Linked DNA regions of Homo sapiens: region 1 is linked to region 2. A link is an interaction called in ENCODE POLR2A ChIA-PET data of the cell type or tissue named here. Cell type or tissue: Panc1. All regions are shown on one strand.

The links. ChIA-PET counts read pairs that join two places held together with the same protein. Peaks named below come from ENCODE experiments on the same cell type or tissue, not always from the same donor. Only the 100,000 strongest peaks of a DNase experiment are listed, where the experiment ranks them.
Region 1: POLR2A ChIA-PET joins it to region 2 with 16 read pairs; 4 of 35 experiments call an interaction of 5 or more read pairs at or near these places.

Annotation. Positions count from the first base shown.
Region 1 is chr3:134,477,814-134,480,313 of GRCh38, reverse strand. It overlaps ANAPC13 (anaphase promoting complex subunit 13), which reads left to right. Exons shown (of 3, transcript NM_015391.4): 3 at 1,599-2,500. The coding sequence ends at 1,724. Among named protein-coding and RNA genes, the nearest start is that of ANAPC13, 6.9 kb to the left of the region's middle. In Panc1, CTCF peaks have their summits at 390 and 594 (motif pointing right); no DNase peak of the experiment used is centred here; H3K27ac peaks cover 506 bases.
Region 2 is chr3:134,269,981-134,272,480 of GRCh38, reverse strand. No RefSeq gene overlaps it. Among named protein-coding and RNA genes, the nearest start is that of RYK, 20 kb to the right of the region's middle. In Panc1, no CTCF peak of the experiment used is centred here; no DNase peak of the experiment used is centred here.

The sequences.
Region 1 (2,500 bases), 210 kb before region 2:
ATTATTTTAGAAAGCATACCACAGATAGGATGAAATTAAGCAACGTTGTCTGCTTCTGAATTAAAGAATTCATTAACCAAGGACCTATTTATTCTTTGTCATCTATAAGTAATTATTAGGACTGAACTTTCTTTTTAAGTTTAAGATAATATATTATTGCGTTACAATAAATGATAGCTCTTCTCAATCTGTTCAAGTATGTTTGAATCTGTCTTGTAGAACAAGATGTATGTGATTCAAATATAGATAAGTAAATATCATTTAATATATATTGAGCATAATTTTAGAGGGGAAAACATATTCACATACTACAAATTAGAATCCAGTGGAAAATTTTAAGTCTGGATATCGCATAACAGTTTGCTAACCATAAAACAAAACACAGATAATTGAAAAGAAATATATTGGTATCTGTGAACTCTGGTACAAAGCAGAGTTTCAGTAGTAATACATTTAAACTTAAAATACAAGTAAATGATCCCAGATCCTACAGTAAGTGTGGCCCATGACTTACCATTTTAAGAAAATTGCTGGTAGGGTGTGAATTGGTCATTTGTTGTGTTTTTTGTTGCTCTGCTCCACCACTAGAGGGAGGTCTTATCTATTAATTACATTTTCAGTGTTTCCTGCCCTACCTCCATTTTTATTATAATATAGACATGTTGGGCCAGGCGCGGTGGCTCGCGCCTGTAATCCCAGCACTTTGGGAGGCTGAGGCGGGTGGATCACCTGAGGTTGGGAGTTCGAGACCAGCCTGACCAACATAGAGAAACCCCATCTCTACTAAAAAAAAATAAAAAAATACAAAATTAGCCGGGCATGGTGGTGCATGCCTGTAATCCCAGCTACTCGGGAGGCTGAGGCGGGAGAATCGCTTGAACCCGGGAGGCAGAGGTTGTGGTGAGCCGAGATCACGCCATTGCTCTCTAACCTGGGCAACAAAAGCAAAACTCCATCTCAAAAAAAAAAGACATGTTGGGTCCAAGATAATTTTTTGGATACATTTCTTGTGTCTAAGGAATATGCCAGCAAACTAGTATTCTTTTAAAGCACGCTCCCGCTAAAGAAGATTTAGGATTCACTCATCTCAGTGTTCCTAGCCGCTAATAATAATAGCAAATATTCCTTGAGCACTGGATACCCCACAGAGTGCTCAGCACTTGATCTGAATTACCTCACCTAATCCTTACAGTAGTCCTGTGAGGTGATGGCTCTTTTGTTCTCCCATTTGCCAAGGAAGAAACAAAGGCCCCAAGGGTTTGCATACCTTGCCCAAGTAACCCAGCAAATGGGAGAGTTGTGGTCTTGGATCCTAGTTGGCTTCCAAAAGCCTCTGCCCTTAACCTTTCTGCCACAGTGCCTCCTTCACAAATGTCAGAGTCAAAATGCCCATCATTCCCTACTGAAGAAGGCCCGGGCCATGTTTGAATGATACTTCTGATAGTTTCCTCACGTGTATGATTTTAGCTTTTTTAGAATACACATATCAATTATGTTGCCTGTTCCTAGGAACTCACAAGCTTTAATTCTAAGTGTTCTTGAGTTCCAAGAAGATGCAGAATATATTACTGTTCTGAATTTCTATTGTACCTTTTCAGAATGAGCTTCCTGAACCTGAACAAGACAATGGTGGCACCACAGAATCTGTCAAAGAACAAGAAATGAAGTGGACAGACTTAGCCTTACAGTACCTCCATGAGAATGTTCCCCCCATTGGAAACTGACGCTTGGCTCCTTTCTTGTGGATGGATTTTCTCAAAGTACACAGATAAAGCATGGTTTGTTTCAGTCTCCAAATTCAAACCTTTGAGTAATAAATCAGCACTCAAAAATGTACACCCATTTAGTTTGTGGTAGCAAAGTGCAATGCGAAATTGAATGAGAAACTGAGATTTCTCAGTAATGGTGAATATTTCGCTCTTTAAACCTAAAACTCTTCATTGAGTAGCTTATATTTGAACATGATTGGTTAAACATTTGCCTCTACCTCTGATTTTGCTTTGCTGTCAAAGTTTAACACCTTCCAACTACTTATGTGTGTCCTGTAACACAGGTGATTGAACGTATGAGAGGGAAAGGCAAAGAAAAAGGAAGCCAGACACTAGGAGAATTATTAACTTCTCATACTTCCCCACATTGAGAAGCATTCGGAGTGTATTTAGCCTGTAGATGTTGTGATATGCAAATATCCCATTCCCTGGTTACTGGCATTCCTAAGATTCTTCATGGTATTTTCAAACTTTGGATAAATTTACAGATTAGAAAGATATCTGACAGTTAATCTCTGTTCTCCTTACAAATTCCTTTTGTGCTGCTGGAAAGGATCTTTGGCTAGGTGGATGACTAGTTTTATTCAAAGCCTTTTCTCAAAGCCCTTTCAGTTACAACCACCCCACTATGGAATCAGTATTTAGTTATACATTTGTATAAGAACCTGTATTTTGAAAAACACATTCATGTATATTTATTCCTGGAATTATTTGCCTGTTAAACAGTGTCT
Region 2 (2,500 bases):
AAAGTTTATTACATAAACACTGCCCCTCATGATCCTATAAATGGAGGAAAGGGGTGATGTTCTATGAGGATCTGCTAGGAACACAGAACTGAGAGCAGAGGTGGGAGGGCATCCCTGTGACTCTGGAAATTACAGGTAGGATGAAATTGGAGCCTGCAGACTCTAGGAACAAAGGGCTTGGACGGGGAGGACCTGATGTAAACAAAGGTGGGTGTTCAAGTCAATTATACCTAAATTTCTAAAAAGTGTCACCAGGCTCTTTGGCGTGATCTCATCACTATGGCCATAATGTGGCAGATGTTTTCTCTGGGTCAGGCAATGGGTTGGCTGCTTTGAATGCACAATCTCATGCCATCCTCTCCTAAGGCCTGCTACAGAGTTGACATTATTGGGTCCATTTACAACTTAGGACCTACCACTTACCTGGAGTCACAGAGTTGGAAGGGGTCAGAGAGTTGGGGTCTGAAAGCAGATCTATGTATTCTCGCCGTTATTCAGAGCTGTCTCCTTTCTCTTAGATAAACTCTCAGCATTTCCCCATTGGCTCCAATTTTCTAATCGTGGTCAAATAAAAAGTCAGATCCAGTCACAGGTCTGAATGAAAACATCAGGTCTATTCACTTGTTTTGCAAATTGGAAGACGTTGCTCCAAGGAAGGGCAGGGAACTGGGACACCAAGGGAGCCAAGTGAACGAGGATATTTCTTTTCATTGTGAGTCTAATGTTCCTTCCACTGCACCCATTTCCCAAACTGGGCCTGCAGAACTGGTGATGCCAATAAGTGTGCCATGAGAAAAGTATCCTGCAGTTAAATAAATCTGGACATTATTGAGTTAAAGTTAAATAGAGCTTCTCACAAGCTTCAATATATTACTGTACATTTCATTTGCCAAAAGCGGGTGTTGGTATGCTCGTTTCCCAAACTTATCGGACAAGGAGTTTGGTGGAACAATGATGAGCCTCTTATCAAGCTGGTGTATTGTGGAACAGAGTTTGGGAACTCTGGCTTACTTTGCAGAAAAATCCTTGCTTTGAGGAAATACAGGCATTACATTCAGCAAGGGTTTCAAGTAATGCAAACTGACCACCCATAAAGATGATATTTCCTGCAGGAAGGATGAGGAACTCCTGAAGTCCTGCAGGAGCTCACGTTTTTCCTGGTAGATAGGAGTAGAGACAGACTCTATGTAGAAGGGATATTCTGAGTAAAGGAAGGAACTCCACAGAACAGGCTTTGGGAGAAAGGACAAGATCTAGCTGAAGGATTCTGAGAATGAGGCCAGATACAAAAGAAAATGTAGTAAACAGAAAGGGCTGCTTTACAGTACTCAAAGCACAAGGATGATATACCTTTATTTTTCTCAAATAAAATCTGGCTTTGAGGCCCACCCACTGTGATTGGCAAGAAGTCTTATACTAGACATTTTTTATTTTTGGTGACTCCTTTTTTTTTTTTTTTTTGAGATAAAGTCTCACTCTGTCACCCAGGCTGGAGTGCAATGGTTCAATCATGGCTCACTACAACCTCCATCTCCCAAGTGATTTTCATGCCTCAGCCTCCCAAGTAGCTAGGATTACCAGGGCACACCATGGCGGCTAATTTTTTGTATTTTTAGTAGAAACGGGGTTTCACTGTGCTGGCCAGGCTGGTCTCAAACTCCGGACCTCAAGTGATCCGCCCACCTTGACCTCCCAAAGTGCTGAGATTACAGGCCTGAGCCACCCACCCCCCGCCCATTTTCGGTGATTCTTACCCCTTCCTTCAGGTCATACAAGCATCTGGGGCTTGTCTAGTCCAGAACAACTGGGGAAGAGCCAACTCTGGTCATGGTGGATACCCAAGAGAACCACTAGTGTAACTCCTGTGCAAATTTGGACTCCAGCTTGGACCAGCACTGCCATTCCAGGCAGGACGCCAAAATGGCCCTCCCAGGGGTTTCATCACAGACAGGCATCAGCTACAGAGACCCCTGTGGTAACCAGGGCCACTAGTTGGTGTCCACAGACATCTAGCCTCCTTACAGTATCTGAGGTACTCCTCTTCCCAGCCTCAGTGAAGTTTTCTTGGCAGCTGGATACATCCCTCCTTCCCTGGAAGCCCAAACTTCGGGCCCGCTCCCACTCCCAATTCATCCAATTTAGCTTCTTTAACCAAGCTCTGAGACCATGTGTCTAATAATGATCTTCTGGGTTTTGGGGAGCCAGGTTGACCTTACACATTTAAGGAGAGCATGAGCTACATACCCCCTTGAATCGGGAGGAAAAATGCCTCATCTTTCTTTGGCTAATGAATCCACAGCAGGCACTCCTAATAGTTCCATAAAAAAAAAAAAAAACAAAACGAAACAAAAAAAAACAGCTGGGCGCAGTAGCTCACACCTGTAATCCCAGCACTTTGGGAGGCTGAGGTGGGTGGATCACTGAAGTCAGCAGTTCCAGACCAGCCTGGCCAACCTGGTGAAACCCTGTCTCTACTAAAAATACAAAAATTAGCCAGGTG